Linked DNA regions of Homo sapiens: region 2 is linked to region 1. A link is a contact called in ENCODE Hi-C or POLR2A ChIA-PET data. All regions are on one chromosome and are shown on one strand. Each heading gives the region's core, a stretch centred on a gene start or an enhancer-like site at or near the end of the contact. The rest is flanking DNA. Distances are from core to core; before and after follow the strand shown.

Region 1 (7,486 bases), core at 240-2,739:
CCTGCCCTGCACTCAGATCAGCTCAACCCATCGGACAGGTTTAGACTTCAAGTTTAGACTTCAGTTCCCCTCAGCCTCAAACTGTCCCACCTATTTGCAGTCCCCCACACTACAAGGAAGGCTGCACAGCATCAGATTTCCTAGGGACTTCTGGGAGGCCAGAGGGAACTAGAGGAGGCCGCACTAAATAAAGAACTCTCTTAAAGACAAAGCAGCTTCATTACTTTCTAATATAGAAACTAACTGCTGAAGACATGCTTATAAGAAAAGGACCCCGGGCTTTAATGAAGAGATCAGACTCATTTACAATTATCCACATCCAATTTGAAGGTAAATCGTTTTTCTAAATTAAGACAACTAACACCCCCCCACCCGCCACACACACACACACACACACACACACACACACACACACACAAATCTTTTTTGCTTTACTATTTGCTTAATGTTTTCCCTCAGTGATAGATCCCATATCTGAGTCATCTATCACGCTTTTCTCATTAGAGCAGGTTTGGCTTAGAAATAAATCCCCTGCCTTAGGCTGCCAAACCTGCCAATTCGCTAGCTAAACGGTCGCAGGGAGGGCCCTGGGCGCTGGAATTCAATCCCCTCCCTTCTAGTGTGCCCCCACTCGGGGTCCCCACCTCCCTCCACCGTCGCCCGCATCTCCTCTCCATCCCACCTCACCCCCCACCTCCCTGAGGCTTCCCAAGCCCAAACTGCCCATCCCAATTCCCTCCCCACCCCCAACACCTATTCACCCCGTGGCCCCTGCCAGCCGTCTCTACCTGTCCTTCCCGGAATCTGACCCCTCATGCTGCCCACGGCTGCCTGTGGAAGTGCACCAGTCGCCCACACCTTCGCCCTGCTGGGCCCTGCAGAGTGGACACGCCTAACCACTCGCCTTCCCTCCCCGCCGCTCCCCTCCCGGAGCTGGGCGTTTTCCTCTGCAGGACCCGAGACCCCGCTAACCTCCCAGCGCCGGCCGGTGGCTTCGTTAAGCTTCAACACGGGACAGATCTGCCCCCATGCCCGCTCCAGACCCGGGGCCTGCAAAAGCGCATTCACCCACCCGGCCCGGTCCGCAGCTTCCGGGGTCTGCAGGTCCGACGGCGCCCGGGCCCCTCTCAACCCGAGGAAAGGGGGGCGGGGTAGGATCCGGGAGCCCCCAGCTCTCCGCGGGCCCCACAGCCCAGGGCAGGAGGGGCGCCCGCGGTTCCCGGGACTCCTGTGCGAGGGGGGCCGCCCGGACCTGGGGGAGGGCAGGGGAGCAGGAGCCCGGAGGGAAGGCGCCCTGCTCAGCTCCTGCAGCCCTGAGCGGGAACGTGCGGACCTCCGCGGGATCCAGGCCCGGCCCGCAGCAGACAAAGGCCGCCCCACCCCGCGCCGCCCGCGCCACGCCAGCACTCACCGCGCCGCGCCGACTCTGGGACTCAGGGACGCGGCCCAGCCTGGCTCAGTCGCCGCCGCAGCGAGGCCCGGCCCGAATGGGGGCCGGGGGCGGCCCGGGGAGTCCGAGGGGCGGGGCGGGCCGCGCCGGAGAATCCGCCTGAGGCCCGGAAAGGCGGCTCCGGTGCGTCCCTGAGGCCGGATTGGCCCCGCGGTGGCGGCTGCTGACCGAGGCCTGAGCCAGCCCGCTGGGCAGAGCACACGGCCTGGCCCCCGCCCCCGCCCCGCCCCGCCCCCAGGCCTGACCCTGGCGGGGAAAACCCTCGGCTCCCGGAGCAGGGCGCTGCCCATCCCCCACCCCGTTCCCACACTTCCAAGAGCCGAATCTTCCTTTCTGCGAGAGGGGATAGGTGACTGACTGGTCATCGACTGGCGGCAGAACAGGGCTGGAATCCTGCTGTCCAACCCCAGTCTTGGGTTCTTCCTCCACACCATGCTGGCACCACAGCCCAGAAAGGGTTAACTCGACTGCGAGGAATTAAGAGCTGCAAGGAGCTCTCTATAAATACAGTGTCGTGGGCGCCTGAGCCAACCGCAGGACAATTTCCACTGAGCTGGTTTTCCTCTTTTCCTTCCACCCACGGCCATCCGACCAGCCCTGCCCCCAGCCCCACCCCAGACTGCTGGCCGGACTTGGCTCCAACAGGCCTGACACCTAGTGGCCTTGGGCTCTGTCCTTACAGGGCCCCGCTCCAGCCTGGGAGGAGATGGGGGTCGGGCCTGTCCAGATTTTGCTGTGGTGCAGCCCATCCCTGCACCTGTTCTTGGATCTGTTCTTCCTCACAGGGACAGTGACAGCTAAAACGTAGGGAGACTTTTGTGGGCCAGAGTTAGGTTAGGAGCTTTCCATGCTGGGCCTCTTTAGTTCCTCCAAACAGCCCCGCCGGCTAGATATTATTATTCCCATTTCACAGATGAGAAAACCAAGGCTCAAAGGGATGAAGGGACTCCAACCTTGTACTGCTGCCAGGCTCACCACCAGTGCCAGTGGCAGTACTGGGCAGGGCTTGGGAAATGAGTATGAAAACATGTGCGTCTCTCTGCATGTGTTGCCACTGTTGTAAGCTCTTTACCATTTTATCTCATTTAATCTTCACAACAACTCATTGAGGTGAATACCATTATTCTCATTTTTACAGATCGGAAATAAGGAAATTAAGATACAAAGAGATTAAGTAACTTGGGGACACATAGCTATGAAGGGAGGAACCGGGATTTGCCCTCTGAATTTAAGTGTGCGTGTGGTGTATGGGTAGGGGTGGTGGTGCATGGGTGTGTATATTTGTGGGGGGTTTTTGTCTTTTTTTTTTTTTTGAGACAGAGTCTGGCTCTGGAGTGCAGTGGCTCAATCTCGGCTCACTGCAACCTCCGCCTCCTGAGTTCAAGCGATTCTCCTGCCTCAGCCTCCAGAGTAGCTGGGATTACAGGTGCGCACCACTATTTTGGCCAGGATGGTCTCGATCTCTTGACCTTGTGATCCACCCGCCTTGGCCTCCAAAAGGGCTGGGATTACAAACGTGAGCCACCGCGCCCGGCCGGGTGTGTATATTTGTGAACACATTCAAGCAACTCTGTATTTGAGTCTACGTGCATATGTGTCTTTGAATCACACAGCAGCTGTGTCTGTGTAATTGCTGACTGCTCCTAGGGATGACAGCAGAGAGGCCCAGCTGTCTTGTCCCTGACCACCTCCAGGAACTCTGGACCATTCCACGCTGCTCCCCACTGCCCTGCCAGGCCCTGACCAGCCTCGTCCAGCCTGGGTCTGGCCTTACAGGTCTCAGGATGAGTAGCCTCCAGTTGGCCCAGCAACCTGGGGAAGTAGCATCACATGGAGAGGTGTCCTTGGGCTGAGGGAGCTAGGAGCCCTGCTGCAGGACCCTGGAGGTGGCATTGAACAGATCTAGAGAAACTTACTTTCCTTCCCTTCACAAAGAGTCAGTCCTGTGCCTTGTGCCTTGCGGTGGTGACGCTGGTCCTGTCCTAAGGGATTTATAATCTGGCATGACTCAGCCATGGTGGACAGTGAAGGAACATCACAGAGCAGTTTATAGTGTGTCTATGGGGGGAGATTTTAAAATAATCATTCAAGAGCAGAGGTCAGGAGGGAAGGAAATGTGTATTGGCTCTCATTCCTGGAAGCAGCAGATTGAGAGGGCTCTGATCCCCTAGGAGGGGGAAACAGCTTGGGCAGGGCACAGATAGCACATGTGTAGGACCAGCTCATCTGAGACTCAGACACTTGGATCTGGACACAGATAGCTAGAATGACCATCCCATCATGCAGGGGTCTCCTTGGTTCAGAGAATGTTTGCCTGATTGTCCCTGGGAACTCAGGAATGGAGGTGCTACACAGAGATTCCCGTCAGAACCAGAAAAACTCAGGATGGAAGGTTGTCTTCATGCATTCTTTCTGGACAGCAGCCCTACCCCTCTCACCTCTATCCCTCCCACCCCCCACCTCCCCACAACCTGCTTCCTAGGTCAGCACAGTAGTAGATGACTCAGAATGTGCTATCTCCAGTTTTGCTTCAAGTTCCCCAAGGAGGTCACAAACCAATCCCAAAAGACCCAGATTGGGACAAGCCTTATCCCACTTTTTATCTACCTACCATCCTGCAGGTTCCTCAAATTCAACATGTGCAAAATTGAATTATCACATGTCCCCAAAACCTGTTTCCCCTTCTAGATATACAGGAAGGACTATGCTCAAAACCTGGACTCATCCCTCGTTCCCTCCCACTTCCCCCCACTTCCCACTGCCAATATCCAGGCAGGCTTGAAGGGGTGCCCTAGAATATGTTAGGAATCCCTCCCTTTCCTGAATACCCTACTGCCACACCATCCTCATCTGAACCCCCATCACTCCTCACTGGATTGTTGTTGAAGCCTCTTAACTAATTCTGCTGACTGTGACTCCTCAGTCCATAGCTGCCAGAGAGAGCCTTCTAAAGCGCAAATCCTCCCACAATGTCTCTTGCTTACCTGAAGCCCTTCAGTGTTCTCATTTGCCCTTAGGCTGCTAGTTGTCCACTAAAATTAATTCTCTACTTCTTCCTTACCAACAGAGTGTAGCATTTGTTCTAAGAAGTTCTATGCCTAGTTGAAAATACGTGGGTTCTCAGACCCCCTTGCAGCTAGAGGCAGTCACGTGACCCAGTGTGGCAAATGAGATGGAAATGAAACTCACTGATTGAGGCTTTGGGGAAAGCTTGTTAAAGGAGCAGCCTTGAGCTATGGAAACCAGTCTGGTAGTTCCTCAAAAAATTAAAAATAGGCCAGGCAAGGTGGCTCACACCTCTAATCCCAACACTCTGGGAGGCCAAGGCGGGAGGATCACCTGAAGTCAGGAGTTCAAGACCAGCCTGGCCAATATGGTGAAACCCCATCTTTACTAAAAAAATAATAATAATACAAAAATTAGCCAGGCATGGTGGCGCTCACCTGTAGTCCCAGCTACTTGGGAGGCTGAGGTAGAAGAATCACTTGAACCCAGGAGGCGGAGGTTGCAGTGAACTGAGATCATGCCACTGCACTTCAGCATGGGTGACAAAGTGAGACTCTGTCTCAAAAAATAGAAATAAAAATAGAACTACTATATGATTCAGCAATTCCACTTATGGGCATACCTCCAAAGAATTGAAAGCAGGGTCTCAGAGAGATATTTGTACACTCATATTCTTAGTGGCATTACTCACAATAGGCAAAATGTGGAAGCAACGCAAGTGTCTACATCTCCAGATGAATGGATAGGCAAAATGTGGTGTATCCATACAGTAGAACATTATAACTTTCCTCAGGGCAGAAATTATGACTGAAATTAGGAGAAAACTTCCTTTTGCCTCCTTTGACATGCAAAAGGGAAAGTGTCTCTCTCATCTATTTAAATACACTTAGATAATGCAAACTGTACAGTGTAAGCTATGGAGATATTTCTGTCTTTTTAGAGCAGCTAAGCAGTCCATCTCATAGAAAGCGGCTCAGAAACATTGAGATGCCTCTCCTAAGAATGATACTGAAAATGTATTCATTTTGACTGCTTCCATAAGAAACAAAAATCAATTCTTGGCAGTGTCAGGGATTTAAGGCCCAAGTGGCGATTGGGGATTTTATCGAGGATCCCTGCGACACTAAGCCAATACCTTGGCACTGGCCTCCCTTCCCTCAGGCTGGTTGGTGCATATTACTTCCCAAGTTGTTTGCATTTTTAGGCCTCAAATCCTTGATGTCTTGGCAAAAGCCACCCACCCGCACTCCACTCTGCCCACTCACTTAGGACTCATAGGGTGCCATCAGGAACCATTCCATCCAGCCTAGACTTAAGGCAACCACATTTCTCTCAAATGACTGAATCCGGTGTAAAACTGAATATGGTGCATAGCAACCACTGCAGGTTCCGGCTTCCTAGTTTCTTAGTCCTGGGAATTGAGTCTTGGAATAGGCTTCAAATGTCTAGAACCAACTACTGCCAGCTGGAAGCATCTGGCAAGCAAAATAACAGGAGCAGCCTAATGAAAGAGGAGCAGGTCCTCCAGGGAGGATCGCCTGGGAACACTCCGTAACCCTAAGGCCCTAATACACACACAACAACATAACGAAAGAGCTTCTAAGCAGTCTTTTCTAACTAGCTGCTTCTATCTGACTCACCAGCCTCTGCTCTTCTTCCCTGTTCACCCTTTCCATTATCTGTCTTCCTCCCCATCCCCGGTGAAACTGAACCATTCAATCCCCTTTCCCTTTCCAATTTCTTTACTATAATCTTGGCTGACAACACTCCCAATACCGGGAAGCCATTTCAGAGTTTGTGTCCTGCTGCTGGTGAGTCGGAAGGAAGGTGGCAGGTCCTCCAAATAGGAGGGTTGTACAGAGTTTAAAAAACAAAACAACAAAACAACAGAACAAACTAAAAACAGCACCATGCTACCAGGGGAACTCTTCTATCTCATTGGGAGTTGTTTTTTTCTAATAGCTCTCACATGCAAATAATTGAACAGGCTCCACCCTTGCGCTGACCTGAAAGTGAGCACCTCCTTCAGTTTTGCATCATAGGTGCAGGTACCTCATGCTCGTCCTGGCCCTGCTCCTAGGCTTGCCCCAAGACAGGCTCAGAGAAGCAGGCACTGACCAGAACAACTAAGGGTTCCTGCTAGATGAATAAGATCGAGTGCCCCTGGCTTGGAGAACAAGGGGCCCTGCCTCACAAGCCAGTGGTGATGGCCCTCTTAAGGAAGATAGTGGATAAACCATATGGAATCCAGAAATCTGAATTTCAATCCAGGAGTTTAATCCTTTTTTATTTTATTTTTATTTTTTAAGAGACGGGATCTTGTTCTGTCACTCAGGCTAGAGTGCCGTAGTGCAATTGTAGCTCACTGTAGCCTTGAATTCACCCCTGGGCACAAGAAATCCTCCTTCCTCAGCCTCCCTAGTAGCTAGGACTACAGGAGTAAGCCAGGTGCTGAATCTTAAGTGCAAATATTGCTGTTTTCAGAGTCACAGGGTCTCTTTGTGGTATTCGTTTTCAGCTGGGTTTGTGACATTATGCCTAGGCATCTTCAGGGCACCTTACCAAAGGGACTCAAGGGAAGGTTTAACTGCCCCAGTGGTGAGAACAGTTTATCTAATCTTCCTTAATGGAGCACTCTTAACCTGCAGTTCTTCATGTCAACCCTAATCCCTGAGGCAGGACAACTGACTGCAAATCCCTGCCCTTTCTCTCTCCCTGGCTTCTCTCAGTCCACTCCCCCTCTTCTCCTGGAGATAGGCATTTTGCAGTGAAAGTGACCCTTCTTGGGAACATGTCTTGGCTGCTGCTAGGTCTCCACTTGGGTTACTGGTGCTAGGGAAGAACCCAGTTCGAGACAATCCAGGCCACGAAGCAGGATGTGTGAATCGCAACATCCTCAGTCAGTGACCAAGGCTCAGTTCTCTTGCAGTTTCCTTCCCACCCTGCTTCTGCCACCAGACATGGGGCTTCCTGCCCACTGGCCTACCTCTCCCAAGGTTACTACATGAAGTATGGGGTATTATATCTTAT
Region 2 (6,860 bases), core at 2,144-4,643, 780 kb before region 1:
ACAAAATTATGATAAGAGAATAAGCAGCAGAATTATATTTCTATAAATAATAAAAGCATACCAATAAGATGTGAACAGAGAACAGATAAAAACTATAATCATCTATTTTCAAAATAAACTGAAATGTATTAAGAAAATGATATGGCCAGGTGCAGTGGTTCACGTTTATAATCCCAGCACTTTGGGAGGCTGAGGTGGGTGGATCACTTGAGGCCAGGAGTTTGATACCAGCCTGGTCAACATGGTGAAACCCCATCTCTAGTAAAAATTCAAAAATTAGCTGAGTGTGGTGATGCCCGCCTGTAATCCCAGCTACTTGGGAGGCTGAGACAGGAGAATCGCTTGAACTCAGGAGGCAGAGGTTGCAGTAAGCTGAGATCGTGCCACTGCACTCCAGCCTGGGCAACAGAATGAGACTCCATCTCAGAAAAAAAAAAAAAGAAAGAAAATGATATATGAAAACACAACATCAAAAAGAACTTGGAGAACTCAGAAATGAGGTGACAGAACTCAGGAAAGAAACTTATAAATAAAAGAAAAAAAATAGGCCAAGCACAGTGGCTCATGCCTGTAATCCCAGCACTTTGGGAGGCTGAGACAGGTGGATCACCTGAGGTCAGGAGTTTGAGACCAGCCTGGCCAACATGGTGAAACCTCATCTCTACTAACAAATATAAAAATTAGCCGGGCACTGTGGCAGGCACCTATAATCCCACCTACTTGGGAGGCTGAGGCAGGAGAATTGCTTGAACCCGGGAGGTGGAGGTTGTGGTGAGCAGAGATCACGCAACTGCACTTCAGCCTGGGCGACAGAGCGAAATTCTGTCTCAAAAAATAAAAAATAAAAAATAAATACAAAATGAAGACTAAAGCAAAAGGAACACAGAAGAAATAAATACAACAGATGATGCCTTAAGTAGAATGTAGAAAGGAGGAACATTTAAAAAATATTTTTAAAAATGAAGAAAGAGAAAAGATTTGAGAAAAGTGGCAGATATTGAAGAGAAACAACAAAGATACAACATATGGCTAACATGAGTCCTCTTAAGAACCAAACCAAGGCAAGAGAACGGAACTATTCTAAAACCTGTAATTCAAAAATCAATCTTTACTGAAATAAAAAAAATATAAATTACATTTTGGAAGAGAATACCACATAACTGAGACTACTGACCTAAAACAAACAGCACCAAGATGTAGTCAGGTAAAATGACTGGAAATTAAACAAAAAATTTTAAAAACTACTTGGGCAACCTGGTGAAAAGAGCAAGTAACTTGTAAGGGAAAGAAAATTAGATTTCTGTCATCAGATGAAAATGAAATATCTTAAGAAAGAAAATGTGAGCCAACAATTTTATATTTAGCAAACTGATTTTCAAGCATAAAGGCCAGAAATAAACTGCTATTAATATGCAAAAGTTTAGGGAATATCATTCACAGAGAATATTGTAGTCCTTCCAGGAAATCCACTAAAGAACGGGTTCAGTAATAAAAACCACTGGGCCAGGCACAGTGGCTCATGCTTGTAATCCCAACATTTTGGGAGGCCAAGGCGGGTGAATCACTTGAGGCCAGGAGTTTGAGACCAGCCTAGCCAACACGGTGAAACTCTGTCTCTATTAAAAATACAAAAATTAGCCGGGCATTGTGCTACATACCTGTAATCCCAGCTGCTTGGGAGGCTGAGGCAGGAGAATCGCTTGAACCTGGGGTGGAGATGCAGTGAGCCAAGATTGCACCAATGTACTTCAGCCTGGGTGATACAGTGAGACTCTGTGTCAGAAAACAAAACAAAACAACAACAACAACAGCAACAAAAACCAGTGGAAAGCATTAAACATGGAATTCTGATTTTATTTATTTATTTATTTTTGAGATGGAGTTTCACTCTTGTCGCCCAGGCTGGAGTGCAATGGTGTGATCTCGGCTCACTGCAACCTCCACTTCCTGGGTTCAAGCAATTCTCCTGCCTCAAGCTCCCAAGTAGCTGAGATTACAGTGCCCGCCAGCACACCCCCACTAATTTTTGTATTTTTAGTAGAGAAGGGTTTCACTATGTTGGCCAGGCTGGTCTCAAACTCCTGACCTCAGGTGATCTGCCTGTCTCAGCCTCCCAAAGTGCTGGGATTACAGGTGTGCGCTGCCGCACCTGGCCTAAACATGGAATTCTTTGTAGTATTAAGAGAGTTAAAAAGAGGAAGGTAGAGTAATGAGTATAGGCTCAGATAATATACAGCACATCTGTTAAAATGGAGAGAATGAATGGAGGGGATAGAATGAGAAGGGCATATGCAAACATTTTTTTAAACGTCTCAATAATTATATTGGTGGTGATAGTATCATTAGTATTGTTATTTTGAGACAGTTGGGTATGTGATATGGGATAAAGGAAATGAAAATAGATATTTAAATACTGTTGTCCCTTATGTTCTTGAGAACTAGTATTCTCAGTGTGGAAGAAAGGAAATAAAGATGTAATATAGAAAATATTAAATTAAAATTCTGCAGTCTTACTTTGGGAGGCTGAGGTGGGCAGATTGCTTGAGTCCAGTAATTCAAGACCGGCCTGGGCAACATGGTGAAACCCTGCCTCCACAGAAAATACACAAATTAGCTGGGCATGGTGGTGCACAACTGTAGTCCCAGCTACTTGGCAGGCTGAGGTGGGAGAATCGCTTGAGCCTGGGAGTTTGAGGCAGCAGTGAGTCATGATTGCACCTCTGTACTCCAGCCTGGGCAACAGAGGGAGATCCTGTCTCAAAAAAAACAAAACAAAAAGCAACCCATAAAACCAAAAGCCAAAACCAAACCCAACCTCTGTAGTCTTGAATTTGAAGTAGCAGTATAAATATTCTCTATTTATATCTCTATGGATATAGATCTCCCCCTAGCTCCATCCACTAATGTGGCTTACAAGTAACAAACAATTCAGTAGCAATAAGCATCCCTAGTGCCCAGATTGTGGTCTTAATATACCATTTCCCACAGAAAACCATATGAATTTCTTGAAGAAATGGCTAATTTTTATGCCTAGGGCAGGAAGTACAAGATTAGCTAGGAACTCTTGTCATGCTAGATAGCAGGGAGCTATCAAAAACCTCCAGGGTTATGTCAAAAGGACTCAAGAATCAAGTTGAAGAGGAGGCTCCATTGTTATGGTACTGTATTAGTCTGTTCTTGCACTGCTATAAAGAACTACCTGAGACCAGGTGATTTATAAAGAAAAGTGCTTTAATTGACGCACAGTTCTGCAGGCTATACAGGAAGCATGGCTGGGGAAGCCACAGGAAACATACAATCATGGCAGAACGTGAAGGGGAAGCAAGCACATCTTCACATGGCAGAGCAGGAGAGAGAGGGCAAAGGGGGAAGTGCTACACACTTTTGAACAACCAGATCTCTTGAGAACTCACTGTCATGAGAACAGCAAGGGGGAAGTCTGCCCCATGATCCAAACATCATGACCTCCCACCAGGCCCCTCCTCCAACATTGAGGATTACAATTCAACATGAGATTTGGGTGGGGACACAGAGCCAAACCATATCAGGTACCATGAATGTCAACATGAGAAAATACAAGTATATTGTGGAAAATGAGAATCAAGTTTCCTACTATTGCAGAAGGGAGGTAAAATTATAGAGAAGAGGAAGACTAGAGGAAAATATGTGGTATTGGATTGGAATTTGAGGTATTGGTGTGAACTCATATTTTATATATACATATATATTTTGATATATGTGCACATATATATGCTCACATATACATAGATCTATATATACATATACACATCTATATGCACACATATTTAAATATATTTCATAGAAATATAGATGAATGGGTGTGTATATCAATATTCATTTATTTGCTAGGTCTAGTCACTGAAATAGACTGGAAATAATGACATCTCAGTAGCAATAAACACACCTAGCATCCAAACTTGGCTTCTAAATACCATTCCTTACTAAAAGGAACTAAGGCTCTTTGGAGAAATGAATGATGTGACAGATGTGAAAATCTATGACATAACTTATGAAAATGGCAGAGAGATGATCAGCCTCCACCCAACTGGAATGGTTGATGAAAGCTGAATGAGATTGTAAGTTACATGGTATTATTGTATTTATTAATTTCTTGATTTTGCTGGGTTGTACTGTGGCTGTGACATAGAATATATCCTTGTTTTCAGGAAATACAGAAATACTTTGGGTAATGTCTGTAATTGGCTCTTAAACGGATCGGGTGGAAAAACAAAAGAACAATATGCATAGTGAGAGAGTGAGAGAGAAAGAATGATGAGGTAAATGTAAACTATTAACAACTGGGGACTTTGGGTTAAGGGTATGAGGGCATTATTTTGTAATATTTTTGCAACTGTACTGTAAACTTGAAATTATTTCAAAGTAAAAAGTCTCAAGAATATTTGAGCACAGGGGAAATATTCAAGCTAGGTAAAATATGTAGATTACTAAACAAATGTACAGTGTAATCTAAATTTTGTTGAATATACATATTTAAGATTCAGTAAAATTATACTTTTAGAAGCATAAAACAAAGTTAACAATTGTCATCTATTGGTGATAGAATAGCCATGCCCCTCTTAAAGCCAAAAGGCTAGCAGATATCAAGACCTACTCTAAAGTTAGAGAAATCAAGACGTGTGACATTGGCACAATGACAGAAAAATACACCCATGGCACAGAATAAGAGTCAAAAATTGACCCAGACATACATAGTCACCGGATTTATGACAAAGCTGCCACTGAAATTCAGTGGGAACAAAATTTTTAAATAGTGCTGGATCAATTGTACACCCATATGGAAGAGATGAATCTTGATGTCTAACTCCTATCATATACAAAGATTAATGTGAAATTAATCATAGACCTAAATGTGAAAGATAAAATAACACAGAAGAAAACCTAGGATAGTATCTTCATAACGAGGGCAGGCAAAGATTTCTTACATAGGACACAAAAGGCACTAACCATCACAACAAAATTTCAGGCCGGGCGTGGTGGCTACCGCTTGTAATCCCAGCACTTTGGGATCACCTGAGGTCAGGAGTTCGAGCAGCCTGGCCAACGTGGTGAAACCCCGTCTCTACTAAAAATACAAAAATTAGCCGGGCGTGGTGGCAGGTACCTGTAGCCCCAGCTCCTCAAGAGGCTGAGGCATGAGAATCTCTTGAACCCGGGAGGCGGAGGGTGCAGTGAGCCGAGATCGGCCACTACTGCACTCCAATCTGGGCGACAGAGCAAGACTCCGTCTCAAAAAAAAAAAAAAGTTTTAAAATGAAATTAAATTATCTAATACCATTAAGAGTAAAAAAAAAATCATGAACTGGGAAAGTATTCACAATATATAATTTTGATAAATTATGGAGCTCAGGTGCAAGTAACTTAGTAGGCAGGAGAGGAAGGAGTCTAAAGAAGTCTAGTTAGGAAGGATTACTGAAAGAGGGGGTATATCTAAAAATGGGTAGGATGGGAAAGGGAGACTTTGGGAACAGCCATGGGTTCCTAATGCGCCCACAACATACATGGGAGTTATCCTGAAGATAAACTCCCTGAAGACAGTGAAAGCCATTTCAAAACTCCCCATATAACTTATGAGAACAGAGGGGTGATCTGCCTTTAATGTTAGGCCTTCTGAGATCCTGCGATCTGTTCGCTCTCCTCAGTAACATTACCCTGCTCAATTGCTGCCTTAATCCCAGGTCGCACATTGGAATGTGGGAATTCAGCGTTTACATTTACCCACACAGGATCAGCCTTCAGCTGCTACGATCAACTTCAGTATTTTCATATAATCACTTTTTTCTTTCCTTAGTTCTTGAATTATTAATTCCTTGAGAAGAGTCCAATCAGAGGTAGTCTTTCTTCAGTATTTTCGGTAATCCTAATTTCTGTGCAAAAAAATTTCTGTTCCATTTTAACCGTGCAGAACTTTCTGTTATCTAAAACACAGTTTCTCTATGAGAGTTCAGTGAAAATTCCCCTTCCCAAACTGATTCTATGAATGACTGTTAGATAAGCTTCACCACTGCATGTAGAGGGTGTACCAGGAACCCAAGTTAGTAGCTCTCCTCAAAGACCCAACTTTTGGAGGGGGTCATCGTCTGGTTCCTGGTATGCCTCCACAGGTAGGTCCGCCTCAGGAAGTCAGCGGCGAGGAGCACAGAAGAGGCTGCCTTCACCAACGGACAGCAGTTTTCATCGTGAGGGCCGTCGGCAACCGCTTGGATGTGTCTAAAGGGGCCGTTTGGGAACCGGCCCTTCTGGAGGGAAGGGTCGGAGTGGGAGGGGATCCGGGATCCGCCTTACGGCCGAGTGTCCAGCAGCGCGTTCCAACCTGGCAGAACCGACGTACTTCATATGCTCCTCAGGGGAGCGCGGGAATCACCAGGCTGAAGAATGACTGGAAATGGGACCCTCTCCAACCAAAGCACCCAGACATTCCGGCGCCGGACATTTCAAAGAGCGCGGAAGCCACGCCTTCCCCCAGAACCGGAAGCTTTGCAACTAGCGCCTCTTGTAGACTGGCTGTTTATAAGGGGGCGGGGGGCCACAGCGGGAACTGCAACTCCCAGAATGCAGCGCGGAATTTCCGGTTTCCGGCGAGAGGGCCAGAGTGAGTGTTTACACCGGCGGCAGTGCGGCCGGGTTCCTTCCGCGGGACGGGTGAGGGCGCTGGGGCCCTGGGCAGCGCGGGCTCGATGTGTGTCAGCCAAGTAGCTGGTCCCACTGGAGCGGTGAGGTCGCCACCGGATAGTGTTCCTGCCCCATTACTAGCGATCTGTGACCTTGGGCCAGTGATTTTACTGAGTCTTGCTTCCCTCATCTTTAAAATGTGGCTAATG

Evidence for each region. Hi-C counts contacts between places; a loop is a spot of excess contacts on that map. ChIA-PET counts read pairs that join two places held with the same protein, here RNA polymerase II (POLR2A).
Region 2: a loop to region 1 is called in a map of lower leg skin, with 16 times the contacts of the local background. The contact joins the enhancer-like site here to the promoter of CD276 in region 1. A Hi-C loop is called at or near these places in 1 of 168 maps with a recorded cell type or tissue (lower leg skin). POLR2A ChIA-PET finds 5 or more read pairs at or near these places in 1 of 52 experiments (WTC11).

The regions. Positions count from the first base shown.
Region 1 is chr15:73,678,386-73,685,871 of GRCh38, reverse strand. CD276 (CD276 molecule) reads right to left here and starts at 1,489. Exons shown (of 10, transcript NM_001024736.2): 1 at 1,412-1,489. RefSeq lists enhancers at 568-1,074, 2,092-2,600 and silencers at 1,059-1,108, 1,269-1,398, 1,409-1,538, 1,659-1,708.
Region 2 is chr15:74,460,929-74,467,788 of GRCh38, reverse strand. UBL7-DT (UBL7 divergent transcript) reads right to left here and starts at 6,524. Exons shown (of 4, transcript NR_120377.1): 1 at 5,762-6,524; 2 at 1,659-1,753. UBL7 (ubiquitin like 7) reads left to right here and starts at 6,629. Exons shown (of 11, transcript NM_032907.5): 1 at 6,629-6,752. RefSeq lists enhancers at 5,110-5,610, 6,558-6,707, 6,542-6,860. Within about 2 kb of position 3,393, at least 2 of the 41 ENCODE cell types and tissues checked have a DNase peak (open chromatin) inside an H3K27ac peak, as active enhancers do.